6 separate regions of the Homo sapiens genome follow, and regions 1, 3, 4, 5 and 6 are each linked to region 2. A link is a loop called in an ENCODE intact Hi-C map of the cell type or tissue named here. Cell type or tissue: endothelial cell of umbilical vein. All regions are shown on one strand.

The links. A loop is a pair of places that touch in the nucleus more often than their neighbours do. Peaks named below come from ENCODE experiments on the same cell type or tissue, not always from the same donor. Only the 100,000 strongest peaks of a DNase experiment are listed, where the experiment ranks them.
Region 1: a loop joins it to region 2, with 7 times the contacts of the local background. A loop is called at or near these places in 2 of 110 quality-filtered maps.
Region 3: it touches region 2 in a loop (3-fold over the local background); 26 of 110 quality-filtered maps call a loop at or near these places.
Region 4: it touches region 2 in a loop (16-fold over the local background); 105 of 110 quality-filtered maps call a loop at or near these places.
Region 5: a loop joins it to region 2, with 17 times the contacts of the local background. A loop is called at or near these places in 33 of 110 quality-filtered maps.
Region 6: a loop joins it to region 2, with 2.7 times the contacts of the local background. A loop is called at or near these places in 4 of 110 quality-filtered maps.

Annotation. Positions count from the first base shown.
Region 1 is chr2:217,164,447-217,169,446 of GRCh38, forward strand. No RefSeq gene overlaps it. Among named protein-coding and RNA genes, the nearest start is that of DIRC3-AS1, 120 kb to the right of the region's middle. In endothelial cell of umbilical vein, a CTCF peak has its summit at 2,002 (motif pointing left); a DNase peak (open chromatin) is centred at 1,935.
Region 2 is chr2:216,517,466-216,522,465 of GRCh38, forward strand. It overlaps LOC101928156 (a long non-coding RNA gene), which reads left to right and starts at 1,669. Exons shown (of 3, transcript XR_923872.3): 1 at 1,669-1,925; 2 at 3,249-3,309. In endothelial cell of umbilical vein, a CTCF peak has its summit at 1,897 (motif pointing right); a DNase peak (open chromatin) is centred at 1,896.
Region 3 is chr2:217,754,669-217,759,668 of GRCh38, forward strand. The region is part of intron 2 of DIRC3 (disrupted in renal carcinoma 3); the gene reads right to left. Among named protein-coding and RNA genes, the nearest start is that of DIRC3, 33 kb to the right of the region's middle. RefSeq lists a silencer at 1,979-2,148. In endothelial cell of umbilical vein, a CTCF peak has its summit at 2,085 (motif pointing left); no DNase peak of the experiment used is centred here.
Region 4 is chr2:216,664,681-216,669,680 of GRCh38, forward strand. No RefSeq gene overlaps it. Among named protein-coding and RNA genes, the nearest start is that of IGFBP-AS1, 27 kb to the right of the region's middle. In endothelial cell of umbilical vein, a CTCF peak has its summit at 2,126; a DNase peak (open chromatin) is centred at 2,101.
Region 5 is chr2:217,508,108-217,513,107 of GRCh38, forward strand. The region is part of intron 2 of DIRC3 (disrupted in renal carcinoma 3); the gene reads right to left. Among named protein-coding and RNA genes, the nearest start is that of DIRC3-AS1, 230 kb to the left of the region's middle. RefSeq lists a silencer at 2,759-2,848. In endothelial cell of umbilical vein, a CTCF peak has its summit at 2,823 (motif pointing left); a DNase peak (open chromatin) is centred at 2,824.
Region 6 is chr2:216,219,762-216,224,761 of GRCh38, forward strand. LINC01963 (long intergenic non-protein coding RNA 1963) reads left to right here. Exons shown (of 1, transcript NR_037701.1): 1 at 1-431. Among named protein-coding and RNA genes, the nearest start is that of LINC01963, 5.4 kb to the left of the region's middle. RefSeq lists an enhancer at 3,351-3,560. In endothelial cell of umbilical vein, a CTCF peak has its summit at 2,956; no DNase peak of the experiment used is centred here.

The sequences.
Region 1 (5,000 bases), 650 kb after region 2:
CCTGTAGCACTGGGGACTGTCCTAGAAGATGAAGTCTGTGCTGGGGGTAGTGAGGGAGGGCCCAAGGCTTGCAAAGAGGATGGACACTGTCAATTTGGGCTGGGCTTAGCCATTAAAAGTAGATCTCTGAAAACAGAACTGGGGGAGTGAAGATGGAAGTTATGCTGTTAAGCTAATGAAAGAGTCAAGAAATAGAGAATATGGAGAAATCAGTGGCCAGAGCCCAGAAAAATAACAATTATGTGAAAAAAAAATGTCATTTAAAAGGTAGAAGCCAAGGAACTTGATGAAAACCAAGTCAAATAGCCAAGATATCTTTAACAGACTCAACATAGCTGACACTGAGAAGAACCTAAAAACTGAGGCAATGTTATAAATAGATCAATTCCAGAAAAAGCAAGACTCCTGGGGAGAAGGGTTGGGATGGAATCAGAACCAAAAGGTGAGAGCTCTCATTGTTCCACGAGGGAAGGACAGAGTCTCAGAGCAATGGCTGGGTCAAACGTGACAAGGATAATGGAAGTAAAATGATCAAAGTTAGAAAGGTTCTGACATAGTACAATAACAGAGGCCATGCAATGTAAACATATATCAAAACATCACATTTCAAGCTGGGTGCAGTGGTGCACTCCTGTATTCCCAATTACTCAGGAGGCTGAAGCAGGAGGATTGCTTGAGCCCAGAAATGAAAGTTCAGCCTGGGCAACATAGTGAGATCCCATCGAGAGAGAGAGAGAGAATCACTTTATACCTCATGAATATATAATATATATTTTATTTTTAAAAAGAAAATTTAAAAACAAATGCAGGTCATGGATCCAGAACTCAGAATGTAGGTAAATTAATAAGAAACTAGAAAGAAAAGACCATCTTTCTTAATGATTTCAACTGGCTCTGTAGGAAACCACCCAGGTGTTCATTGTCTCCAAAGAGCTAAACCTTGCCTCAGAAAAATGACCTTCTCCTATCTTTCCTGCTGCAGCAAGAACCTCTGGTTTAACCAATTAGGTAAGTCATTTATATGACACTCAATCTGAATTATTCTGTCTGTCTGTCTGTCTATCAATTTCTCTATCTGTCTATCATCTTTAGGGAAAAAGTATATCCCATGCACAGTTATGATAACAAAGGAGTCATCTTCTATACAATATTAAACATAACTATTGAAAAGTTAAAAACTCAAGCCTTCAGTTTAGGGTTTGATTTTCATGATCCAAAGCAGCATTCTTGACTGATTGTTTTTCCTTGTGTTGATTCATATTTGTCTGAGTGAATTTGATTGGCTGTTTTGGAATTGCGTAAGATACTTCTTCATTGACCCAAATAATCTGTTTGTTGATTTTATTCAGACTAACATATAACTTAATTGACTAAATTTTTGCCTTTCTCAAATGGTGTGGTGATTACATAGACTCAATCTGTATTTTTGAGAAGTTTTTAAGTATGCTTTCATTAGCCTGAGACTAGTGTTCCTGAAACCTTGTAAAGTACGGAGCACTTCAGGAGCAGAGAGAATGAATACCTTGGGTGATGCCCAGTGTAAATCTCATGGTCTGGAGGGAATCTTGTGGCCAATATGAGCCTCGTCAGATGTCAGGCTTTCCAAAAGTAGAAGTGGAAGGCTCCTGTTTTTCTAACTCCTGCTGTTCCCCTGACTATCACTATGTTGTCCATATTGTTTTCAGAACTCACAGCTTAAAGAACCACCTTGCTTTTCTTAGAACTTTGGGGGTGGACCTTACTCCTTTTTACTTTTTTTTTTTTTCAAATTGCATGTGGATTCTACTGTATTTAGCATAACTCAAGCTTAGCATTTGAACATGTTTCATAGCCAATAGCTTTGCACATCCTCCATGATTGCATACTGTGTTTCAGACACAGATGTAGGACATGCAACTGATGTGGCCATCACTAATGTCAATACTGACCCTTGCTCTGTGCTTTGGGCCCTAAGTAGAGCTAGGTCCATGTAGTAGTCTAGTGCCCTCTTGTGGCTTTCAAACTAAGAGTCTTGAGCTATTTTGTAGAATTAGAGCTATTTGTAGAATCACGAGTTTGAGAAGACCACTGTGAAGTTACGTCCTGCCTTCTCTCCCTTAGTAACACTACCCACCTCCTGCAAAGCACAGTCAGTGATGGGAGACATGTTCTACTCTGAGCTAAGAAAAACACTTTGGAATGTGGAGATCAGGGTACTGGAGTTTAATAGAGACCTTTAGAACTTACTATACTGTGGATACATAGCATATGACAAATAAATGTTAATTGAAATTCCTTTGCCAAATTGGCGATACCTCCCAGTTTTTCCATTCACTCTTAAACTTATTCATTCAACAATTTCTCCAATGACATGATTTCAAATAATTTGATATGTTTAATTTGAAGGCAAGAGAATTATAAGGAATATATCAAGTGATCTCAAAAGTTTGAAGATCTGTAATGTGACCAAATCAAGTATCCTACATGGCTCCAGAGAGACACACATTAAGGTTGTAGATATTGGTTAGATATAAGGAAGAACTTTTTAGTGACTGCAATTGTAGAACCCTGAAACATGTCTAGGAATAAACTTCTCATTGCACTGAAACAGTTTAGCAGGGATGTATTAATTTTTGAAATAGACATTTTAAAGAGAAGTTTCTCCCATGGACTAATTGATCTTTGATAAAAATCTTAGATTTTTAGAATCTAAGATTTTGATTTTTATTAAAAATCTAAGATTTTAATAAAGATGTTTTAGATTTTTAGTCTACAAATGTATTTAAGAAAAAGCACAGCTTCCTTTGACTAGTCAATTAAGTCCCACAGCTAAGCAGTCGTAAGGAGCAGAAAAAAATAACTGTTGGGTACTAGGCATAGTACCTGGGTGACAAAATAATCTGTACAACAAATCCCTATGACATGAGTTTACCTATATAACAAACCTGCACATGTACCCCCAAATCTAAAAGTTTAAAAAAGTCTTCTCTAATGTTTAATATGAAACTTTCCCATATGAACATTGCAAGTTCATAACTACCATCTCCATTTCTAGGAAATCAAATTGTGTGTGTGTGTGTGTGTGTGTGTGTGTGTGTGTGTGTGTGTGTATACAGGTGTATGTTTACCCAAACCCATTTTTATAACCTATCTGGTTTTGATTTTCTAGATTGTAATAGGACTTTTGACATTTTCTTCAAAACCTGACATTTTGTCACTTAACTGCTTTTCATTTTCAGCAAGCCTTTCACATTGATGTCTAATTGTGTATAATGGCCAATTACACACTGGAAAAATATGCATATTTGCTTGATTCTGGTTATATGACATATGATGAGTATGTTCATACATATTTATTAAAGCAGTTATTCATTCATAGCACAGCAAAAAAAAAAGAGTCAAAGACTGAATTTCAGGAGGTTATTAATGAAACATAAGAACTTAGTTTTGTCACCCCAAGTTGCAGGGACAATGAAAGCCACTGTCTCTTAGTTCACATCAGCCTAAGCTGCAGGACAGAGGAGATGACTTATGCTTCTGTCCAGGATAATTTCTTGCTCTTTTAAAGAGGTAGAATGATGTTACAGGTATGGGTTGATTGGATTTCAATTGCTGCTATTGTTTTGGTTATTTTTCATATTTAGTCAATACAATCTTCTCTATGCTTTTTGAAAAATCTGTACCGTAAACCTTAGAGGGGAAACAGTGAATCCACCATGTCTTGCAGAGGTCCAAAACCAAGTTAAAACCAGAAGCCATTGGGTCTTCAGCCTTTGGACCTGAAGGTGGAAGGTGGGTGAGATAACTGCCTCCCCCATGTTCTCCCTTTCTTCCAGTGGCTTCATCACTCCTATTACATTGAGACTGAGGTGGGGAGTGGTTTGAGAGTTTTCCAGAGAGAAAGCTGATTTGTCCTTATGAGGCTAAAACTTTAAAGGTCTTGGGGTTCAAGAAAAGTTCAGGTCCAGGATCCAAAGTGGTTTGAGATTTCCTCCTGTTCTTCCTCACAGTAGTTCCACTGCCCTTCATCTTGGCAGAAGGGCCAATGGCCTATGTCACAGCCTTGCTGACAGCCCTGGGCTACAACAGAAGAATTCTTGCCCCTTCCCATCTCTGTGGGAGAGACACACTGGATTGTCACCAGCCTGTGAAATAAACCACCCACCTGGTCCATGGAACCATTTCAAGGCCAGAAAAGCCAGCCTTACTCAGCTGTGCCATATGGGAAAGAAGAAACACTGTTTTTCCCCATATGGATTTGTCACACATTAATAAGAGGCATTTGCTCTCAGTCTCAGCCAAATGCCTTGGTTCTTAAAACACATGAGAAGACGTGCTTGACTTAGCTTGCCAGGGAATTAGATATGTACTTCATAAAGTGAATCTAAACTAAAACTGTGTTGGGCTATTTTGTCCCTACCTCATTGGAGAGACATCCCTGCAAATGGACAGCTAATCTCTTTAATGAGCAAAATACCCGAAGGCTGTTCTGGGGAAAGAGTCCAGCGTTTAACTGCTTCTTGCTGCACAGCTCTGGAACGCAAAATTTTAGAGCAGAAAAGGACCTTGGAGATCATGAATTGCCCCCTCTCCCTTTCCACCTCATTTACCATGTAAAAACTGAGGCCTCAAGAGGAAAGTGACTTGTTCAAGAGCACTCGTCTGTGTTGTGGCCTATAGGACTCTTACCCAGGTCTTTTCACTCTTAACCCTCTTCTCTTTTCTTTCTTTTTTTTAAGGGTTTTCTTTACATATATGTATACTTTAACTTCTGAGGTACATGTGTAGAATGTGCAGGTTTGTTACATAGGTATACATGTGCCATGGTGGTTTGCTGCACCCATCAACCTGTCACCTATATTAGGTATTTCTCCTAATGCTATCCCTCCCCCAGCCCCCCAGCCCCTGACAGGCCCTGGTGTGTGATGTTCTCCTCCCTGTGTCCACGTGTTCTGATTGTTCATCTCCCACTTATGAGTGAGAACACGCCATGTTTGGTTTTCTGTTCTTGTGTTAGTTTG
Region 2 (5,000 bases):
GTAGTTGAGTAGACCAATGAAGACATGAACTGACGAGGGAAGCTAAGTGAGAGCCCAGACCCTGGCAAGTGGGTCAAAAGGTTACACTGATGGAGGGAGACACCCTGACAGCACTGCCACAGGGCAGAGCCAATGGGATGCTCAGTGGAAGCATAACTTGGAAACTTGGAGGGGAGCCAGGAGGAGAGGCATTCCTTTCTGTCAAGTGGGCACTCTTAAGGTGCATGCCTCACCTTCACACCTTCACACATGAAATGATGTAATTTGTTAAGGGTGAAGACCAATATTATAGGGGTGATTGGCTCTTCTCTTTCCTGATGTTCTTCTGAAAGTCTTTTGCACACTTCTCCCCAAAATAACTATTCTTTCAACTCAAGGCTGTTCTGCTTATATGCTTCTCTTCTTTGGTCTCTAAGTCATGATTAGCATTGGGAGGGCTTTATCAGGAATACCTAACACATGCACCTTGCTGTGAGCCAGGCTGCATTCCAAGGACTTGAACTATATAAACTCATTTAATCCTCATGACAGCTCTGCCCTGGGTATTGTGGGACCGTATTTTACAAAGCTCTTAATGACTTGACCCCTGCTTGCCTTGCCAGCTGCATCTATTGTCAGGTCCTGTTTCCACTCTAAGCACCAGCAGTACTGAACTTCTTTGAGTTACTTGAACAAACCATGCCTGAATACTGTAGCTAGTATTTATCGTACTCTTTCTGTTGGCAAGTGTGTCTCCCCCTGCACTGTCTCCCCTTCTCTTTTCCTCAAACTCATGGATTAATATTATTGTTTCCCCCATTTTACAGATGAGGAAAAGAAGCTTAGATAAGTTAAATGTCATGTCTAGATTATACACTTCAGAGAGGGATAATAATGTGGGGAAAGGATGAGCTTTGGACCTAGAAGTTATGTTATCCAACTTCAGCTCTGCCATTTACTCGCTTAAACCTCAGAGAGGACAGGTGTGGTGGCTCACGCCTGTAATCCCAGCAATTTGGGAGGCTGAGGCAGGGGGATCACAAGGTCAGGAGTTCGAGACCAGCCTGATCAACATGGTGAAACCCCGTCTCTACTAAAAATACAAAAATTAGCTGGGCGTGGTGGTGCGTGCCTGTAATCCCAGCTACTCAGGAAGCTGAGGCAGGAGAATCGCTTGAACCCGGGAGGCAGAGTTTGCAGTGAGCCGATACCACGCCATTGCACTCCAGCCTGGACAACAGAGCAAGACTCTGTCTCAAAAACAAACAAAAAACCTCAGAGAGTATAAGAAACAGATGCAGAGTGGCATATTGCGACAGATTTTGGTGATTGGGAGGGCCAACCCAGGCATGAGACAAAGGGATAAAATTAAGGGAAGAACAACAGAATGGAAAGGAAAGAATGTTTTCTCTTTTGTCTTTTACTTTATTTATTTATTTATTTATTTATTTATTTATTTATTTATTTATTTATTTTTTGAGACAGAGCCTTGCTCTGTTTCCCAGGCTGGAGTGAAGCGGTGTGATCATGGCTCACCACAGCCTCAACTTCCTGGGCTCAAACGATCCTCCTGCCTCAGCCCTCCTGAGTAGCTGAGACAATAGGCATATACCACCACACTCGGCTGTTTTATAATTTTTTATTTTTTAGTAGAGACAAGGTCTTACTCTTTCCCAGTCTGGTCTCGAATTCCTGATCTCAGGTGATCCTCCACCTTGGTCCCTGAAAGTGTTGGGATTATGGGCATGAGCCACTTTGCCCAGCCTGGAAAGAATGTTTTTGAAAGATGATGTTAATAAAGAACAAACAGGATTCCACTGATTAAATTAGGACATGTGCACATTCTGTGCCCCAAACAGGAGTATGAGTGTGTCACTTTCTATATAGGAAAATGAGTGCAGAGAATGGACAGCAGAGGGAGCCCTTGATGAGTTTTGACCATCAAGGTAAGAAGACGGAGGGAGTGACATTTTCCCTGGTGCTCTCAGACCATGAGCTTATTTCTCCCCACTCTATCTTTACTTCTTTACAATAATGGTTGTATATTATTTCCTAACAGAAGTGGCCATGATGTGCTAGCAATTATGCCTGTCCTCACAATTCTCTGTGAGCGTGCTGCTCTATTCCTTCCTCTTCACAATATGAAGAAAGTAAGGCTCAGAGAACTGCCCCAAGTTGAGTTACACAACTGGTACATAATTGAGTCAGGATTCCAATTCTTAGGGCTCTGGGATTCTAAGTGAATCCTCATGCCAAAGTCACTGTTCTGTGCCCTCACATCTATGGTCGTTTTCCCCCCTCTGCAAATGCAAAGGGGGTTAGAAAGACACTCTCAGAGTAACATAGTAGGTTCATTTTAGCAGGGACATTTCAGAAACACAATGTATTAACTCAAGGGAGGTACCCCACACCCAGCAGGCTTGTGGGAAAAGAAATGTGGAGGCTGGTGGCAATGGCAGTATCCAGGATGTGGATATGGGGGCTTTAAAATACCCCCATAATTTCCATTTACCACCACCCCTACCTGGTCTCTTATAAAAAACTGACATTATCTGAATTTTATGTCAAAAGCTTTGCAAATACAGCTTCAAAACCCTTCCTGGCTGCCACCTCCCAACCTTCCCTAAGCTCCACTGTGGCTGGCCTTTCCTGGCAGCACTCAGCCTCCCTCTGGTGAGTGATGGTGGGTTGGGCCAGGCTGTATGTGCTTAGAGACCCTCAAATTGAAGGAGCTCCAATTCCACATCCATAGTTGCCACAAAATAAAGACTCCTGTCTTCTCTCCTTTTTCTGGGACCCCCACTGCGTAGCTCGGCATGGGTCCAAGTCTTCAGGGGGGGCTCAGCAAAGACTTGGTGACAGGCTGATTGATGGATTCTCGCCTTGCCTGCCCTCTCGCCCACTCCTGCAGGCTCTGGCCCTGGTCCACTGTCCAGCTGCCTAAGGGGTCTGCTTTTCTTTGTTGAGTCAGCACCAATGAGTCAGGGCCAAAATCAGCTGCAGGGAGTGGGGAGTACTGCAGGAAATTGTGGGGTTGGAGTAAGAATTTAGTGGCCCTAAAGGAAGGTATAGCCAGGAGCATCTGAAGGGATGGCACTGGGGGAGGTGGTCAGAGGAGGACCCTCTCTGACCTGCTGATGTTGTTGACCATTGGCTCTTGATGGAGCACTTTCCTGTAGTAAAACACAAGAGCTTACTCAAGTCATTGCCTAGGGCCCTAAAAAAAACCCCAGTCTTGTGTCTTTTGTGCTTCAACTCTACTCTTCTAGAGATGCCAAAATGGAACCAAATCTCCATGAACTCTGCTAATGGAAGACGAGGAAAAGGCAGGTAAGTGAAATTCTCAGATACATCCCAACAGCAGTTCAACACTGTCCTTTTGCTGGAGCTGCTGAGTTTTCATCCTCAGTGGCTGATGGCATCGGCTGCCCTCCTTCTGTATTTGCTCATCCACAGGTTGTACACACTAGTAGTGTGGACAGGAGGAGAGTTGGATATTGCTGGAAGGTAGGTAAAGCTGGGCTCATGATGTGGCTCTATACTCAGATTTGCAGGCCATGGTCCCAGGGAATTTTGTTCATTTTATCCTACTAAGCCTCACAACAGGAGCCCGTCAGCCCCCTAAGACAGGAGCAAGGAACAATAATGGTCCCAGGAATGGAAGTCCTACGCCTTTTATAGAACAGCATTGGTGGAACACACCCAGGCTTCCCATATCCTGTGCCCAGGTAGACCACGCAACAAAGACCATGCAGCCAACAGACCCTCATGCGTCCTTCCATATTATTGCCCTTCTTTTGGTAGACAGAGGCCCAAAATATTTTCAAGGGGACATTCTCATTCTCCTTGGCCCTCTCTTGATGATCTATCTCTTGGGAATGAAGCTCAAGAGTCCAACTTAGCCAGGCACAGTAGCTCATACCTGTAGTCCCAGCTACTTGAGAGGCTGAGGAAGGAGTTGTCTTCACCCCTCAAGAATAGGGCAGTGGTGAAAACAGGTCTTGGTTTAAAAATTGAAGACTAGAGCAATCGTTACCACATGGTGATATCACAGATTCTTGGTGTATCCCAGACAGATGAGGTCTTAGAGATGACCTGGTGCAACACGGAGATTAAGAGGCTGGGCTCTGGTGTCAGGCCATTTGTATTCTATCAGTAATTATTCTTAGTATCTAAGTACTCTTAGTACCCACTGGGTAAGTTTCCTAACCTCTCGAGGCCTCTGTTTCCTGGTCTATAAAATGAGGATAATAATAATACCAACCTCATAGGTTGTTATAAGGATAAAATGAGATAATTTTTCTAAAATGCTTAGCCAGACACATGATAAGCAATCAATTTATGTTTGATATTTTTTATCACTATGTTATCGTCTTCACTTCATAGACATTGAAACTAAGGCCCTAAGAGGTAATGTTTCTTAAAGTCACAAAGGCAAACTAATTGTATATGAACATTTCCACTGATTGGAAATAAGGGGACATAAGCCAGGAAAGGCCAGGTTATGTTTCAGTAATAACTCCCAAATGTCCACTTCCTGCCTACATTCCATGTCCACTGTGGGTCAGCTGTAGGCTCTACTAGGTCCTATTACTGTCCTTGTTTCAGGACCAAGGTAGATGAAGTACACGGCCAGCCCTTTGGAAGTGACTCAGATCACTTCTGCCTACATTTCATGAACAAAGCAAGCCACATAGCTTATGGGAGTTCAACAGTATGGGTAAGCATAATCTTCTTACAGGGAGGTAAACAGATATTGGTGAAGAATAATATAATTTATGACCATCTGCTATCTAAGCAAAGATGATCTTAGTATGAGCTATCCCCTGGCATTAACCAATTGAAACACCTGCCCCAAGATGTCAAAATTGGTATGCGAAACTAGAAGACCCTTCTGCAGCATTAACAGGAACATCTATTGATGCCCACTCCTTGAAAAAATTTCTCAAAATCCCCAAACCATGGACAAAATAAAAACTTCCACTTACTGAATATTAATCACACTGTCATGTGGCTCACCC
Region 3 (5,000 bases), 1.2 Mb after region 2:
CACCTGCAGTCTAGAGACCCAGCCCTGGAGGCTCCTAGCTGGCCCATTACTTTAAGTCCTGAACACCAGGGCTAGTCTAATAGGTAGACTGGCAGGGTAAGGAGAAGGGCTTAGTGAGTGCTTGCTGCATACAAGACGCTGTGCAGGTGCTAAGGAAAATTCAGAAATAGCAACTATAAATCAAACTCCACGATTTCAGGTATATGAGAAATATAATTTTCAAAAAAATTATTTAAGTCAAGTTAAATCCATCTCTGAGCCCCCATCCCACCTGAGACAGCAAATTTTGTCCTGGTCATTAATGGAACCCGCCCATCCTCTCTCTCACCAGCATCACTGGAAGGGGTGCATGCGTGGTCACTGGCCATTTGTCCCCACTGGTTACACTGAGATAACTGATGCAAGGCCACACAGTACCCAGGAGCCCAGGGGCTCTGCTGCTTCTGTGCCAAACAGTGCCAGAGAAAGCTAGTCACAGACACATCACACTGTCAGCCCACTCTGAGGTCCTGCCCACCCTGGGCATTGACAGGGAAAAGGGTGCTCTGCCTCCGGGACTCTTCCCTCAAAGGCACTCACATCTCAAAGAACTCAGGCTCCCAGAAAGGAAGAAAAAAGAAAAGAAAGCAATTCCTACTCCCTGGCCTGCAGCAGCAAGTCTCCCAAAGCAGGGATCTCAAAGGAGCAGGCTGTTTACATGGGGGGAGTTGGGGGCAGTAGAGACAAAAATATAAGGATAACAGAAAATGAATCGTCGTATCTCAGAGACGGCCCCTCTAAAGAGGTGACTTCCAGGGGCTCCCAACAAGACACCTGCACCCCCTCCACCTTCTACCCCTACCCCATCACCCGCAGGCAGAGGAAGCAGCAAACCACATAGTGACATTTCAGGACTAACAAAAAGCCCTCCAGGAAGTAAATCAATCTCCCCCAAGCTTCCTGAACACCTACACTCTCCTTCATCTAAGGCAGATGTCCTGAAGAGGTCTCTGCTGAAAGGGATCAGTTGACTTATCACTGTCACCTTGCTGAGGCCAGGGCAACAGGGAAGATAAGTGTTGACTGGGAAGCAATACTTATCCAAGAAAGAAATGGGTATTTAATACCTACTAGGTACCACCAGGTGATTTCACAAACAACCTACCTGTTCATCACAACCACGCAAAATGAGTGCTTCATTCCCCGTTATTGATGAGGAAACAAAGGTCCTGAGAGAGGGGCCAAGGTCACAGAGCTGTATTATGACAAAGCTGGGAACACTCAGCCAATATTTAATAATAATACTATCACTTAGGGTACTATTATCATTCCCATTTTACAGAAGAGACTCTGAGGCACAGCAATTAAATTACCTGTAAGGGCCAAGAAGGGTGCCCCTGAGGCCTGGGCTGTTGATCCCCTCATTTTTCTGCCTCTGCATGAGAAGCAACTGGTTGGAAAGTCCCACCAGTTCTGAGAATTCATGTTCTGCCCGGATTCCTGCAAATGAGTAGGGAAGCACGACCAAGGATTCTGGTAGCTTTGCATAGGACTTAAAGACTCACATTATTTTGAAATACAGTTTTGTAAAAAATAAAAATACAAATATTTAGAAACCAATTAAAGAGTATTGCTTTGGGGAGCAAAAGACAAAAACCCCCCGTGCCTCACTGTCTCCTCCCACTCACCCCCCGCATCAATTCAATGGCCTGGAATCCCTGCCTCTTCTGTTCAATAAACAGAGATGGCTCTAAAGAGAGGACCCAATGTGCTGAGCAGTCTTGGATAAAGAACACCGACAGTCAGAGATGGAAAGATACCTTCGTCGGACAGATGAGAAAACTGAGGTCCGCATGACGGAGCGACTTGCCCAGGGTCAGGCACCTGCGTAGGCACCTGGACACATATGCGTGTGCACGCACGCAAGGCCGCGCACGCTGGGCTCTGGCCGGCACGGCCCTCACGTGCCCTCACGCACGTATGCCCCGCATGGGTTCCCCCAGCGAGCTATCCCTGCGCCCACCCCTTCCCCTGCCCGGGCCTCCGGAGCTGCTCACACGCAGGTGAAGACTGCCCCCTGGTGGGCGGGAGCCCTCGGGAGGCCCGCAGGCCCAGCGTCCTGCGCCCGTAATCCCTCAAAGGGGCTTCTCTGGAATCACCCCCAGGCCCTGGGGCCAGGATCGAGGCTGCTCTGGGAACTGGGCTTACACGGGTGTGGGTGGGGACCTCTGGGATCTTAGAACCAGGAAAATAATAAAGCAGAGGCTTGATGTTGCAAGTTTAGTTCCTGGAAGCTGATTGAAATGGAGATGAGCAACAGGAAAGTTTTTTGGGGGGGGTTTCTAGAGATCAACACCTCTTCCAAGGAAGGGACACAACCAGGGCTGGGCAGAGAACGTGGGCTGCAGCACAGTCACCTGAAGGCCGGGAGCATGGAAGTTAGGTTGGCCCTCTGGGACTAACAGGTTTAGCAAACAAAAATACAGGATGCCCAGTTAAATTTGAATTTCAGATACATGTGAAAGTTTTTTGTATAAATATGTTCCGTGCAAGGAGAGGAGAGTGTCTGTGCAAAAGGGTGGGAGTTGGGGGGTTGTGGTGATGGAGACTGCTTACATATAGAGAGATGGAACAAAACAGGTAAAACAGTCACCCACCACATTCGTGGTTTCTGTGGATTAAACCAACTGTGGATTGAAAATATTGGGGGAAAAATGGCTGGTTACAACTGTACCAAACATGTACAGGCTTTTTTTTCTTGTCATTATTTCCTAAACAATATAGTATGACAATTATTTATGTAGCATTTACATTGTGTTTTGTATTACAAGTAACCTAGAGGTTACAGGAGGATGTGTGTAGGTTACAGGAGGATGTGTGTAAGTTACATGCAAATACTATACCGTTTTACATAAGGTATTTGAGCATCCATGGATTTTGGCATCTGAGGGAGTTCTGGAACAAATCCCCCATGGATACTGAGGGACAACTGTACTAGGGATAATAGGAGCCACGTTTCTCATTACTGGAAATGAGAGTAGGAAATATGGAAAAAAGAAAAGAAGAATAAACCCAGTGGAATTAGAGATATTGGTGTGAGCTCAGTTTGCAATATGTAGAGGTATAAAAATACAGATATAAATGCATGAAGGACTATATGGACTGTATGTTTGTATGTAGAACTATTGTGGACTGCATATTTATATCCCTCTCCCAAATTCATATATTTAAACCCTAACCCCCAACGGCATAATATTAGGAAGTTGAGCATTTGGAAGGCAGTTAGATTTAGATGAGGTTATGAGGGTAGAGATCCCCATGATTGGACTGTGTCTTTTAATAAGACAGAGAGACTAGAGCTTGTTGTCTCTACTATGTGGGGATACAGTGAGAAGATGGTCATCTGCAAACCAGGAAGTGGGCCTTCACCAGACATGGACTCTGCACCCTGATCTTGGACTTCCCAGACTCCAGAATTGTAAGAAATGCATTTCTGTTGTTTAAGCCACCTAGTCTACGGTATCTTGTTATAGAAGCCCAGACTGACTAAGAAAATGACTCTAGATATAAAGTTGGAATGTGTGTGTGTATAGTTTGCTTGTATGTATGTATATCTATATCTACATATGTAGATATATGAGGATATATGTAGAGATACATATATTCTCTTTTTTTTATTATTATTATACTTTAAGTTTTAGGGTACATGTGCACAATGTGCGGGTTAGTTACATATGTATACATGTGCCATGCTGGTGTGCTGCACCCATTAACTCGTCATTTAGCATTAGGTATATCTCCTAATGCTATCCCTCCCCCACTCCCCCTACCCCACAAGAGTCCCCAGAGTGTGATGTTCCCCTTCCTGTGTCCATGTGTTCTCATTGTTCAATTCCCACCTATGAGTGAGAACAGGCATATATTCTCTATCTCTACTGCGAAGATGTAGGGATGGCAACACCCTAATAACAATGACCACATTCCTTGGTTTCTAAATACCATTCTGTGCTAAAAGAAACCAGAGCTCCTTGTAGAAATAGCCACTTCTAAGACCAGAGCTGAAGAAGTACTGTCAATTACTAAGTGACAGTGACAGTTATTACAACATCCAACTATGATTGTCTAGTTCTCCCTGTAGTTGTATCATTTTTTTGTTTCATGTATCTTGAAGTGCTATTATTAAATACATACACATTTAGAATTGATATCTCTTCTCAAGGAATTGACCCCTTTACCATCTGGGTTAGTCACCTTGGCCTGCCTAACAAAATGCCAGAGAACAAGTGGCTTAAACAACAGAAGTTTACTTCATTACTGTTTTGAAGCCTGGAAAGTCCATGATCAATGTGGCAACAGGGTTGGTTCTGGTGAAGCCTCTCTTCTCTCCTTGGCTTATAGATGGCCACCTTGTTGTGTCTTCATGTATTAGTCTGTTCTCACATTGCTAATAAAGACATACCTGAGACTGGGTAATTTGTAAAGGAAAGAGATTTAATGGACTCACAGTTTCACATGGCTGGGGAGGCCTCACAATCACACAATCATGGTGGAAGACGAATGAGGAGCAGAGTCACATCTTAAACGTGGCGGCAGGCAAGAGAGCTTGTGTGGGGAATCTCCAATTAATAAAACCATCAGATCTCCTAAGACTTATTCACTATCATGAGAAAAATATGGGGAAACCGCCACCATGATTCAATTATCTCCACCTGGCCCCACCTTTGACATGTGGGGATTATAACAATTCAAGGTGAGATTTGGGTGGGGACACAGCCAGACCATATCACTTAACATGGCATTTCTTCCATGTAGGCAGAGAGAGATCTCTGGTGTCTCTTCCTCCTCTTATATGGACACCAGTCCTAATGGCCCCACCCTTATGGCCTCCTTTAACTTTAATTACTTTTGTAAAGGCTCCATCTCCAAATACAGACACTTTGATGGTTAGGACATCAACATATTAATTTTGAGAAAACACAATTCAGTTCAAAAAATAATCTGTACCATTGTGACCCATGACC
Region 4 (5,000 bases), 150 kb after region 2:
TGGCGCTGTACAGGGGCAGGATGAGTCACGGGCTGGGGATGGGGAGATGTGGAGCGTGGGTCCGGCTTCCTCCCTCGCACATTCAGATAACACTGCAGTGGGAGATAAGGAACAGGAAACGTTGGGATTGGGGTTGTCTGGCCCCTGAAATAAAGGAGGCTCCCTCCTGCCCAGGGTGAGACATTTCCACTCAGCCCCCAAAGAAAGGGAGTAGGGCTGTGGTTAACTGGCTTATTCATAAGGATGACACCACTGAGAATTCAGATGCTGCTCTCTAAGGGGCCCAAGGGATTTGGTGTCCAGACCAGCAAATATCAATTGAAACAAAGGGCTATGAGTGTGTCAAGGTGTGCAGGCTGAGGGACTGTGGAAGGAGGCACAGAATGTGGCCTTTCTTAGCAGAGTTCCACATCAGAGCTCACCTACATCTGCCATTCTGTTCTGCTGGCCTCTCAACTCCAGTGAATTCCAGGGGGCTTATGCACCCCGACCCCTGCCTTTGCAATGGGCCATGGGGGGAGAAAGCTCACCATTTGAGGCCCACAGTCCCTGCCCCCCTAACCTTCCTCGGTACGTGGCCCAGGGCCTGGCCTCTCCTGTCACTCCCCTCTCCTGTGGCTGGAGTCTGATCCCTTCCCACAGAGGAGGGGCTCCCTAGGGGCCTGGCCCAATCCACTACCTTCCAGACCTTCCATCTGGTGAGTGTAGGGAGGCGGAGGGATGGCGGGCCCTTTACCAGGTGTGACATAAGTGTAGCTGGAATGCAAGACAGCTTTTGGAAATGGCACAAGATGAGCTTTCTTGGAGTGCAGGAAAACCAGATCCCCAAGAATAGATGGAGCCATGCCAGGAGGGTGTGTTCTAGGCTGCACCGGGCCAAGGCCAGCACTTGGCCACAGCCCCAAAAGTATTCATTCAGCGGATCCTTGTGCATCCGTGAAACAGGCACTATTGTTAGTTACACTTTACAGATGAGGAAAAGTGTAACTAGAAGTGCCCAAACTCTCCTGCCCTGGGTCTGGGGACCCCTAACTCCAGCGTGTGGCAGCCACCCACCCCTGAGTTATACTGGCCCCGTGGATGGAAGCAGGTGAGACGCTTGGAGAGGGCCTAGAGGGCTCTGGGCACTGGATGGACCTGGAGCTTGAAGCTCAGCAGTCCCTGCATGGGGTCTGATTGTCTTTCATTCGGCGCATGCGTGCTGCAGCTGGCCCTTCCCCCTGCCCTCTGAGTTGCTGCAAAGAGCAGTCAGCCCCGGGGCTGCTGTCCCCAGGTGGAGCTGCTATCCCTGGGTGGAGCAGCCCGTGCCTGCCCTCCTGGGAAGCCTGGTGTTTCTCAACCTCGGTGAACATTTGACTCGACGGCGGCACTTAAAACAAAAACTGATGCCAGTACCTCAGCTTCAGACATTCTGATGTAACTGGTTTGCCATGGAGCCCAGGCAGGGTCTTTTTCCTTTCTTAGGTTCCATGGTGATTGTGAACCAGGGAGGGATAAGGCAAGAAAAAGGCCGGAGTCAGGACACCTGGGCTTGGATCCTTTCCCACCACTTCGTTTTCCATTGCCTGGGGCTATGCTGTCCACCTTCTCTGAGCCTGTTTTCCTCATCTGTCTATTGGGGATGTTATCAGCCTCAAATAGCAGGGTGGTATTAGTGTGAGACTAGATGTGAAGGTGCTTTGAAAACTAGGACTGTATAAAACGGGAGGGGTTACTATGGGGCCATTGTTGGGTCAGGTGTTTGCCAGACCTCACGCCCCAGGGCTGCCACCTTGTCCATTCTTTGAACTTTTCCAGAGGGCTTCTGAGGATGCCACAATCTCCTTGCCCATTTCCCCTCCATTACCCTTAGTGCTCTTGTACCCAACCCTCTGAAGAGGTAGCTTTTATGGGTGAGTGGGTGAGCAGCACCTCCGCTGTGGCTCTAGCTGCAGGAACCACACTCACTGATGTGCAGTGCAACCTAGAAACCTTTGCCGAGAGGAAGCATCATTGCATCCACGTGGGAAGATGGCTGGCTGGGCAGGGATCTTGAAGATGTCAAGCACATCTCTCACCTGGAACTAACTGTGCCTCTTTGAACGTTAAGCAAACACCGGGGCTATACTGCCACTGTGTGGCAGCATGCAGAACTGCAGCTGAGCCTACATCGGGCCCTTGGAGAGTCTGTTGCATTGAAGAGGAGTGGTCCAGAAGGAGTCAGCTGGAGACGTTGTTACCACTGGCCCTATCCCAGATCCCCTGAGTTAGAAGCTCGGGGAGGGGCCTGGGAGTCTGCATTGAAACTTGCTTCCTGTGTGGTTCTTATGGAGGACTGGTTGACTTCATTTATAGGATCCAGGGCAAAATAAAAATATGGAGTCCCTTATTCAGAAATTATTAAGAATGTCAAGACAGAAATAGCAGAACATTAAACTAAGTGTCAGCCTTGTATGACTGCATGGGTCATGCCCACGGGGCTATCCCTCTTCTTATGCTCTCTACATTTGGACAGTCACCACTGTCATCCCTGAATCTGTTTGATGTGTCTTGAATACTAACTACATAATAAGATGTGGTGGTTAAAAGCGTAACCATGGAGGTGAGGTAGTCTTTGAACAGAATCAGACTCTTGAGTTATGTGCCTTTGGACATATTTCTAACCTCTGTGAATCTCATTTACTTCCTCTTTAAATATTGGGATAGTTTCTATCTTAAAAGACTTGCTTTGAGAATATAAAATCATTTCTGTCACACGGTAAGTGCTGCCTAAATGTAGCTCTCGGCCTTGCATGGTGGCTTACGCCTGTAATCCTGGCACTTTGGGAGGCCAAGGCGGGTGGATCAACCGAGGTCAGGAGTTCAAGACCAGCCTGGCCAACGTGGTGAAACCCCGTCTCTACTAAAAAATACAAAAATTAGCCGGACTCGGTGGCGGGTGCCTGTAATCCCAGCTACTTGGGAGGCTGAGGCAGGAGAATCACTTGAACCTGGGAGGTGGAGGTTGCAGTGAGCTGAGATTGCACGAGCCTGGGCAACAGAGTGAGACTCCGTCATAAAAAAAAGAAAAAAAAAATAGCTCTCACTATATCCCAGGCTCGGTATTAGGATGTCAGGCTATGAAGATGATGAAGATGAAGAAGATTACAGCCTTTGTCCTGAAGGGCTGAGATTCTTGTGGAAGGAAACAGCCCCGACACCCAAAGATGGCCCTCCATGGATGGCGGTACCCCTCCAGTAGGGGATGTTGGGCAAGTTAGGAGAAATAGTTAAGTCTGGTGTCAGGGAAGGTGTCTCAGAGAGGGTGAAGGCAGAGTTGGAAGGAAGAAGCTGAGATTGGGGAGAGGAGCGGGAGGATGTACGTGCCTCATGCATGCATGTATGTGCAGGTGCGGGTGTTGGGGGCTGGGGTTCAGACAGAGGGAGCAGCATGCGCAGAGACTTTATCTTATTTTTATGTCTGTATTTATTTATTTTTAGAGACAGTGTCTTACTCTGTTGCCCAGGCTAGAGTGCAGTGGCATGATCATAGCTCACTGCAGCTTTGAGCTCCTGGGATCAAGCAATCCTCCCACCTACCTCATCCTCCCAAGTAGCTAGGACTACAGGTGTGCACCACCATGCCTGGCTAATTTTTATTTTGTAGAGACAGCGATCTCACTATGTTGCCCAGGCTGGTCTTGAACTCCTGGACTCAAGTGATCCTCCCACTTTGGCCTCCTAAAATGCTGGGATTACAGGAGTGCATCACCATGCCTGGCCGGCAAAACCTTTAAGTCACGAGCTGGACAATGAGCCTGGACACCGGCGCATGGTTGGGGATACATGTGGTGAAGGGAGGCGGCAGGTGGAAGAGGAACGAGAGGAAGAGGAAGCCAGGGCACATCAGGAACGACTTGGGGTGTGTTGCTGAGGGATTTGAACTCTGGACCAAAAGTTAAGTACCAAGGAAAGAAGTTAGGCAGAGGATGGGCATGATTGGTTTGGTGTTTAGAAAGTGAACTGGGCCAGGCACAGTGGGTCATGCCTATAATCCCAGCACTTTGGGAGGCCAAGACGGGTGGATCACCTGAGGTCAGGAGTTCAAGACCAGCCTGACCAACATGGTGGAACCCCATCTCTACTAAAATTACAAAATTAGCTGGGCATGGGGGCGCTCGCCTGTAATCCCAGCTACTCTGGAGGCTGAGGCAGGAGAATTGCTTGAACCCGGGAAGCGGAAGTTGCTGTGAACTGAGATTGCACCATGGCATCCCAGCGCAAAACTCCATCTCAAAAACAAAACAAAACAAAACAAAAAAACATGAACTGCAACTGTGATGTCCAGCGTGGAGGACAATACATGGTGTGGGATTGGGTGGAACATCCCTGCAGCAGGAATTGCAAGGATCCAGGGTAGAAGTGAGCATGATCTGAATGAACCAGGGCTGGGGAGATGGAGAGAAGGGCCGAGGGTGAGGGTGGTCCATGAGGTCACTGATTCCTAGCACCTGGTGGCTTATTGGATGGAAGGGGTAAATGAAGAGTCAGGACTGAGGCCGGGGGTTGGGCTTGGACAGCTGGGTGGATGCAGTGCCATTCTCTGAGACAGCAAACAGGAGGAGGAGGAGGAATGGGGAATAAGAGGAGGGGGCTAAAGAAGGATTAAGAGAAGGAAGAGGGATGGCTTAGTGGGGAAGATGATGAGTTCAAATTGTGTTGTTATTGAACTTGTACTTTGTAAAGCATTAGATAAAATCATAAGAGAGGCCAAGAGCCTGAGCTTACAGGATGAGTTCAACGTGGAACACATTGTATTTGAGTTGCTTGAGGGACACTGGGTGGAGAAGACATCCCTGACTTTCCCTCATTCTCATCCTGATGTCAATTCTTGAGCAAGGTCCATCAGTTCTGTCTGCAGGCCGCGGTTCCTCTCTATTCCGTCCTCCCCATTTCCTCTGTCACCAACACAGAGGGAGATGGGATGGTTGATGCGTGGGGGGCCGACAAGCAGGTGGGGAGCGTGCAGGAAGGGGCTGTTT
Region 5 (5,000 bases), 990 kb after region 2:
AGAGGTTTCATTGACTCACAGTTCCACAGGGCTGGGGAGGCCTCAGGAAATTTACAATCATGATGGAAGGGGAAGCAAACACATCCTTCTTCACATGATGGCAGCAAGGAGAAGTACAGAACGAAGAGGGAGAAAATAGCCACTTATACAACCATCAGATCTCGTGAGAACTCACTCACTACTATGAGAACAGCATAGAGGTAACTGCCCCCATGATTCAATTACCTTCCACCAGGTCCCTCCCACAACACAAGGGGATTATGGGAACTACAATTCAAGATGAGATTTGGGTGGGGACACAGCCAAACCATATCAACCAGCATTTCGAATCATTAATTAGTTCTTTTTTTACTCTTTTGTATTACATTAATTTCCTCTTTTATCCTTATTATTTCCTGCTTTATACTTTCTTTTTATTTACTTTGTAATTTTTCTCGGTTTTTAAGTTGGGAATAAAATTTATTTATTGTAATTATTTTTTATTGATTCAAATATTTAATCCCACAGATTATCCTCAGATCACTGCTTTATTTCTCATTAAATCAGATGTGCATATTTTTATTCTATTATTGTTTTTTGAAATTCTGCAATTTTAGTTTGTATATCCTTTTTCACCCAATAGTCATCTAACAGATGTTAATTTCCAAGTAGAAGAACGTTTTTAAATTTTCTCATTAATTTCTACTTCATGGAACTCACTCAAAAACTTTCTTTGTGACTACAATGGGCTGAATGCTTATGTCCCCCTAAAATTCACATTGAATTGAAATCCTAATTCCCAAGGTGGTGGCATTAGGAGGTGGGGCCTTTGGGAGGTGATCAGGCCATCAGATATCTACCCTTATAAGTGGGATTAGTGCCCTTATAAAAGAGACCCCAGAGAGCTAGCTAGTCCCTGTCACTATGTGAGGACACAGCAAGAAGGTGTTGTCTATGAATGAGGAGGTAGGTCTTCAACAGACACCAAATCTGCTGGCACCTTGATCTTAGACTTCTTAGTCTCTAAAACTGTGAGAAGTAAACTTTTGTTGTTTCTAAGCCACCCAGTCTCTGATATTCTGCTATAGCAGCCTAGAGGAAGACAGTTACTCAACATGAGGTCAATTTCTGTGAACATTCTATTTGTGCTTAAGAAGAGAGTATATTCCCAATATTAGCAAGAGTGGAGGTTTCATATATATCTATAATGTCTACCTTATGAATTATGTTGATTAGATTTGAGTGTCTTTATTTTACGGTTTCCATTTGTCTGGAATACCTCTTTATTCTTAGTCTTTCTGAATCACTTTATTGTAGGTGTGTCTCAAATGTATCTCACAGAATTGAGTTTTGCTGTATGAGTCAATTTGAAAATATTTTTAATTGGGGATTTATGTAATTTATTAATAAGCTTATCAATAAATTATAATATAATAAATATAATTTAGTAATATGACTGATGTACATGGTCTCAACTTGTATTCTGTGTAAAATTATGTATATAATTTTTCTTTCTCAGTGTGGTTTATTTCATGTGATATTTATTTTTTGATATCTAGGAAGATTAATATCTTTGTTGCAGTGCTTACCTTTTTGCCACTACCTATTATAATGCCCTTAGTCTCTTTTCTCACATTTACTCTGCTACTTAGTGTTTTATTTGCTTCAAATTATATTCTTCATTCCCACCTATTGTCTATGCAACAATAGGTCACTTCAGTTTTGTCACCACATATAACAGTTGAACTGTTCTTCCCCCCATGACTCTGTCCTTGTTTAAGTTACAGATTTACATTGAAATATATTCAATGCTCACACAGTCCATTTTCCAGAGTTCTTCAGGTCCAGGTCCTATCTTGGTTAAATGATGTTTTTTCTATAGTAGGACCATTAAAGTTGGATAGTGATTGCAGTGTTCTCTGGGGTTCTGCACATAGAAAATCGCTTGATACTTGAAGCTTAGCTCATCTACATAAAAGCTATTCCACAGTTCCTTTAGTTTCCTGAAGATGTGACTGTGTTATTCTTTTACTTTAGATGAGAAGTCCGATTTTCTTTCCTATGTAAGTGATTTGATACTTTTGCCTGGAGATCTAGAAAAATTTTTTCTTTATCTTTAAATTACAATATTTTCCTAGTATATGTCTTGGACTTCACCATTCCAGGTTTATTTTCCCAGGGATACTGAGGAGCCTTTAAAGATGCAGATTCAAGTTTTCTTTTAATTTCAGACATTTCTCTTAGTCTGTGGTTTTAAATACTAGTGGTTTTCTATTGTAATGGCCTTCTTCTATCAATTATTTTCTCTCTGATCTCTTTTGCTTTGTTCCTTATTTTATTTTTATTCCCTTTTTTCATGGCTTTCCTCACTGTTTCATATTTTCAGTCAAATCTCTTTTTCCATGGGTACTTTATAACTTGGCCTTTATTTTTAAGATGATTTTGTCTTTTCCTTCCATATCTTTCCTGAGTTCACTCAATTCTTATTTCGCATTTTCCTGAAAAATAGGGTTTTTCACAAAATAATAGGGTTTTTTGGTCGTATTTCTTTTATAAAGCTTAAAACTTCTGATTTAAGGTTTTTGTTTTCTATCTTCACATGCTTGTTTTAGGATATTCAATTCAGTGTGGGTGTTCTGTTACAGTTTTCTTCCACCTCATATTTGATTTCGGTAGAAGCATTTTCATCTGCTGGAATGTTTTAATTCCTGTTTTTTTTTTTTAAGTTATTGGCCTTGTATGAGTGTCGTCTGCCATTTTCTATTCATTTTTAGATGTTTAAATATACAGTTGTAGATAGGCGCAGTCATGGCGTTTGATGACTGACCATGTTTCTTAGTTCAAGAGCACCCTCTTCTGTTGGCATGGGAAAGTGTAGTTTCTTCACTGACAGCAGCTTTTGTGGGGGAGGGGTTGGTGTGCCTTCTGAGCTTTGAGATCCACTTTTGCTTGGTAGGACACTCTTTCTTCGTTCTTCCCCTCCACTCAGACGCCTCTGAAGCCCTGCTGCCAAGCGGCCCCCTCTCCTCCAGAAATAGTGCCCTTTCCACAGGCCAGCCCAGCCCCATGGGCAGTCAAACCCTCCCTTTCATTCGCATCCTGAAGCAGCGCCCTCAGGCTACCTGGCCTGTGAGTTGTTCAAGCTATTTCTCAGTCAGGTGCGAAGTTCTCTTTCTGGAGGTTATTTTGTCTGTGGTTTTGGACACTAATGCCCCCAGGCACCGTTCTCCTTTTCCAAACAATCTTCAGGCTGAGTCTTTGCTCCAGCACTTGCTCTGGAGACCACCTTGAGCCTGGGAGTTTACTCCCTTATCTGTAGGTAATTTGAAGTTTGGAGTATTCTATCTCAGTTATATTGTGTGTGTATATTGTATGTTTTATTGTATGTGTGTATATGTATTTGTGTGTGTGCATATATGTATATATAGACAGAGAGAGGGAGAATCTGGAATCTGGAAGTTAAGTTATAGACTCAGGAAATTCTTAAAGCTGTTTTGAATATAAGATAAACTACAGTTTAGGATTACCAATAAAGCTTCACTAGACTCAGGTCTCCCAGCTTCCAGGCCAGTTTTCCTACTAACACCCCATACGCTCTTGGACAAGTCGTTTAACTTCTCTGGATGCCAGTTTTCTCTCTTGATGGAAAGCTATCTGTAAGTGTCTTTCCAGTAATATTCCATGTGTTTTAGACTGTTCCTCTAGCATTATGACTCTCTTCTCCATAGAATACACACAAAAGAAATTAACCTGCATCTTACAACTCAGGCCTCAGCATCACAAAGAAATTAAGTTCTGTGTTAACTGAGTCTTGGTGTCATGTAAATAAATATAAACTTGTTTCTCTCGCTGTTTCAAAGAGAACTGGGGTCTCTGTTCATTCGATTGGTAGCCCTCTAAGGGATGGGCGCTTAGTTGGGAGCTGCCACATGTCTGTGTTGGGTTTTATTTTTTCACAAGGCCAAAATGTTCCCTCTAGAACACACAGTCCTCACCAAGTTCAGAAAGAAGCCAACTGCCCTTACCTCCTCCCCTCTTCTCCATGCTCCTCTGGGCTCAGGGTCCTGCCTCTAGACCACTCCCCACAACATAAAACATCTCCATTCCTAGAGAAGACCATAATTTTAAATAAATAAAAATAGGGAAGGAACAGGGAAATTGCAAGGGTAAATGTGAAAATATTCAAGGTCACCATAACCACTCTTGTTCAATAATGTGAATTTATGTAGCATTCTCAGTTTTCATGTGCCTAAAATAATGATACATACTCCCCATCCATAGTGGCTGAAGAGGCAATATCACAGATGATTCATCCCAAAAGGGCCCTCCAAAGGTCATCCTGGCAATGCCCTTGCCTTGCTTTGAAATGACTCTTGCCTGTTATAAATAGATGCAAATATTGAGTGGGTAGGGAGATTCTCCTATTCTTAAAGCTGTCAAGGTCAGGAGATGAATCTGCCCCCTCAGTCACCTGCTCACAGGTTCCCACGACTCTGACATTCAGGAAGCCAAGAAGAGATAAACTTCCTTTATCAGGATCCAATCTTCAACACTAGTCATTTGAAAACTATATCCAACTGTCACTTGTAGATCCTCTATCTCTCTGCATCTGCATCCGGAATACTGGCAGCAATGACGACAACAATAGCAGATCAGCATAAAACCAAAAACACATTCATAAACACACACACATACACACTACACACACACATACATACATACACACATATACACACAAACACACACATGCACACATGCATACATACATGTACACACACATGCATACACACATACACATGCATACGCCATACAAATGCATACACATACACATGCATACACACACATATACAAACATCCATGTATACACACACATACACACATGCATATACATATACACATACACACTACACACATACACACATACGTGCATACACACATACATGCATGCATACACATACACGCATACACACATCCATACATACACACAAACACACATGCATATACACACGCACACACACACA
Region 6 (5,000 bases), 300 kb before region 2:
CTTAAGCACACCTTTATAATGACCCTATATGGCAGATGCTCCTGAATGTGTGTTTCGAGCTAGAAAATCCGGGAGTGGCCAATCGGAGATTCGTTTCTTATCTATAATAGACATCTGAGCCCCTGGCCCATCCCATGAAACCCAGGCTGTAGAGAGGATTGAGGCCTTAAGTTTTGGGTTAAATGACAGTTGCCAGGTGTCGCTCATTAGGGAAAGGGGTTAAGTGAAAATGCTGTATAAACTGCATGATGTTTGCAGGCAGTTGTGGTTTTCCTGCCCAGCCTGCCACCACCGGGCCATGCGGATATGTTGTCCAGCCCAACACCACAGGACCATTTCTGTATGTAAGACAATTCTATCCAGCCCGCCACCTCTGGACTCCCTCCCCTGTATGTAAGCCCTCAATAAAACCCCACGTCTCTTTTGCTGGCTCTGGGTCTCTTTGGCGTCTTGAACCTTATGCCTTCCCTATTGAAGTTAATAGGGGTTCAGCACAACACTGGGTCCCAGGCATGCAGCCTTGTCTTTTTATGTTTGTCCTCATGGGCATCATGTGGGCCACAGGGATCTTACCCAAAATCATGCCTAGCAGGAAGAGATGCCTCTCTATTGATATTCCAGCTGCCCCACAAGCAGGTATGTGCCTACTCATTCTCTGACATGTGTCCTAGGTTTCTTGACTGTAAAATTCCGCTTAATAAATAATGTATTGAGCACCTGCTATATCCAGAGCTCTGCTGGGCACTCTGGAAGATTAGAGTTTGAAGAACACACATTCGTTGTCCTCCAGAAGTTCATGGTCCAGTAGGGAGAGAAGGTCACAAACAGCCAGAATCTACAAGATGAGAGGGGCTATAAAAGAGAGCTGAGAAGAGTTTCAGAGCCACTGAGAAGATACTCATTTTAGTCTTGGTAACGGGAAGCTTTCTGGAGTTGGTGGCATTTAAGATGAACCACAAATGGAGCAGGAATTTAATGAAGAGGAAAGGACCAGGACGTTCAAATAGAGGACACAGCAGAGTTCAGACCAGATGCAGGAAAGGGTAAGTGGTTTGGTTTGCTGTGAGGTCAGGTGCATGATGGAAAATGGTGAGCAGTTAGATGACAAAGATAGGTTAGGGCAGTTATGGTGGGAGAAACCCTGTTTTTGAAGAAAGATACAGTCAGATGGGCACTTCAGCAGCATTATTCTGACAGCAATGTGCAAATAGGATGGAGAGGCACTGAAGAGGCAGGATGCAAGGAGAACAATTCAGACGCAGTTGACATCGCTTGGGAGAGAATGAGGTACTATCCAGGACAGCCCCAAGAGAGTGGAGAGCCCTGTCCTGAGATTCTTGGGAAAAGGTGCCCCAGTATCAACAGCATGTGCCCATAAGCTCCCTCAGCCCACTTGTCAGGCTGGGTCAGCTTGTCCCCCACCCCACCCCAGCTCTCTCCTCTCCTCTCAGAGCAAGCCACCTGCCCTACTCACTGCTCCACCATGATACACCTGTCCTGCCTCAGCCACGTCCCCCTCTGACCATTTCCCCCTTTTCAGGAAAGTGCTTGCAGTTTGCTACCTCCCATTCTTTGCAGCCTCCTTCCGCAAAGCTCTCACCTTGTGTCATCTTTGCCTGTGTGCCCTATGGAGAAGGAAAACAAAGTAAGCGCTGTCTTCCCAGGGCTGCAGGCGTGCTGGCCCCCACCTTCATGCACTCAAGGAGCACTGACTGAGCATCCTGCAACTCTGTCCTGTCCCCAGAAGCCATGCTTTGTGAGAAGTGGGGTAAGCATCACAGAAGCTGGCCACTGGCAGGCGCATGCAGGGCTTCAGACCTGCTCCTGATGTAATCTTTGCTGCACATTCACCTCACCTGAGGACCTGTGGAAACTAGCACCCAGGTCACAGGCCCTGCTAATTAAATCAGAATGTAGGAGCCAGGCAACAATAAATAGCGCTGAAATATCCCCAGCTGATTCCAGTGTACAGCCAAGTTTAGGAACCGTGTCCTGGTGTTTCCCTCCTACTCTTGCTAATATGTAGCTCTACATATCTGTGTGGAGTGAGACTGGCAGAAAGGCTGTCTGGATGCTCCTTCCTGTATAGCTTGGAGGCAAATGGACTCTATACAGCTCAGGGCTCGAGGGGACAAGTCAGAAGGTCTTCCTTTAGTCTCCCTTGAACTTGACCTCTTTAGCCATCTCTTGGTGTGAGTCAGTGTCCTACAGGGATGGCCCCAATGTCCTGCCTGGCCTCTCCTCTCTTAGCTATACTTGTGCCATACTCCTGCAGCCAGACTCCTCCTCTTTTGCCTCTGAGTCATTTCCTCTTTCCTTCATGGTACCAAAAAGCACAATCACCTATCAGAAGCACAAAAGCCTAACTAGAATATGCACATGAGTTAATTCAAGGTCCTACTTAATCCAAGACTTCTCCATCTTTATTCCTATGATTATGAGTCTCATGTGACAAGCCCAGCCAGATGAGGAATGCTGCACCTCACTTTCTTCCTGGTGATAACATGGTGAAATCATGCTAACTTCAATAAGGGGTAATATTGGGGATACAGAAAAAGAGGACTGGCTAACATGATAGTACAAAAGGTCATTTCTAGGAGGTCCCAAAGACTGCAAAGCTCCCTTCACTCATTGTTCTAAAAATGCACCTATCTCATTCCCATAGCTCAAGGCTGTGATCCTTGTTAAAATGGAGATGCTCCTTGGCCACGTTTGGGGGCTAATGCCTGTAATCCCAGCACTTTGGGAGGCCAAGGCAGGCAGATTGCTTGAGCCCAGAAGTTTGAGACCAGCCTTGGCAACACAGCAAAACCCATCTCTACAAAAAATAGAAAAATTAACCAGGCATGTGGGGTGTGCACCTGTAGTCCCAGCTACTCAGGAGGCTGAGGTGGGAGCATCATCACTTGAGCCCTGGAGGTCAAGGCTGCTATGAGCTGAGATTGCACCACTGCACTCCAGCCTGGTCAACAGGGGGAGATGCTGTCTTAGAAAAGGAGAAGATGCGATGCTCCTAATAAGAGTAATAGTTTAACTGTAATCAGCTATTTATATCTTGGGGTGAATGATGGATCCGGATTAAGTTTTGTTTCAAGAGTAGTAGAAGAGCATGGGGACTGAGACAGTCAGAAGAGGTGATATAGAAACAGACACAGAATTTGTTTGACCAAAGGCAAACCTGACAGCTTTTCTGGGTTGTGAGGGCACAGTAAAGTACCTAATCATTTCCTGTGACTTCATTCCAGTGAGACATCCACGTTGGAACTCACTGTGATGTGCCAGGAGCTGTGGGCTGCACAAAAAAGAAGTGTGGTGCCTCTCCTGTGTGTTTCCAGAGGTGGCAGGGTTTATTCCCAGAGTCTGAGTCCTTCTTTCCCCTCTGTGTTCTCACTACAGAGATAAGCAAACCATGATCATAGCCAGTTGGGGACCAAAACCACAACCTTATTTATGGCCAGGAAATCCCCTAGCTTTTCCCCAAATGCAGGGCTTCTGGTTCTATGGGCTGAAGATCTCTGCTTGGGCCTGAGGCCTTACCTAGCAGCTTTGCAGCTCATTAGCAGAACACAGAGAGTGATGGGAACATCGCTATATTAAGACTGTGATGGTTAATTATATATCCATAATTATTGACTGGGTTAAGTGATGTCCGGATAGCTATAAAACCTTCTCAGAGTAACTGTGAGGGTGTGTCTGGAAGAGATGAGCATTTGTATCAGTAGTAATGAAGATTTACCCTCACCCATGTGGGTGGCCATCATCCAATCTGTTGAGAGCCTGGACAGAACAAAAGGCAGAGGAAGGGTGAATTTGTTCTCCCTCTTGGAGCTGAGGCATCCATCTTCTGCCCTCAGACATTGGCACTCCTGGTTCTCAGGCTTTCAGATAATTACACCACTGGCTTTCCTGGTTCTCCAACTTGCAGATAGCATATCATGGGTCTTCTCAGCCTCCATAATCATGTGAGCCAGTTCCTATTTTATATATATATATATCCTATTTCTGGGGAAACCTGACAAATACAAGGATGTAAAATGATGAGTTTGCTGTGCTTGAGCACAAGAGTCAAGAAAACAGAGTGAAACCCTCTTTTGAATCCCAATACTCCCCACTCCTGGGAGGAGTAGAAAGCCCTAAGAGGATGATCCTCCTGCTCCACTTAGAGGATTTGAGGATCCGATTCCCACCAATCTGTCTCTGCTTCATTAGGGTGGGCTTGCCTGGGGAAGAGACTGCAAGAAATATAAAGGAGAGTAAGGAGGCCAGGTATGGTGGTGATTTGGGCTCTTCTTCGGTTCCATATTAATTTTAGAAATGGTTTTTCTATTTCTGTGAAAAATGGCATCCCTATAATCCCAGCACTTTGGGAAGCCAAGGTAGGCGGATTGCTTGAGCCCAGGAGTTGGAGACCAGCCTGGACAACATGGCGAAATCCTGTCTCTACGATAATAATAATAATACGAAAATGAGCTGCACAATGGTGGTGCACAGTTGTAGTCCCAACTACCCAGGAGGCTGAGATGGGAGGATTGATTGAGCCCAGGAGGTCGAGACTGCAGTGAGCTGTGACCGTTCCACTGCACTCCAGCCTGGGCAACAGAGTGAGGCTCTGTCTTAAAAACAAACAAGCAAACAAAAAAAGGAGAGTAAGGCAATGAGACTGAGACTGACTCACATAGACCTTGCTCTCTGGCATTGGTCATTCTAGAATCCAACAGAAATAATGGCCTGGATGATGCTCCAATTAATTGCTTTCTGACCCTGAGATGGCACCCCCATCGCCAGTCAAAGTTTTAATTAATCATGCCAGCAGATGGGCTGTCATGGGCCCCAGCAGCCTGATAATGAACTCATTTATTATCAGCTCTGTCAGTGGGAGGTTGTCCAGGCTTCTGGGAAAAGAAGAGACTCCTGATGCCAGAGCCCAGGATATGTGCAGTTTGGGAAAATCTCTGGAAATACCTTGACTTTATACCTTTCATTGGTCCTTAAGAAAGGAG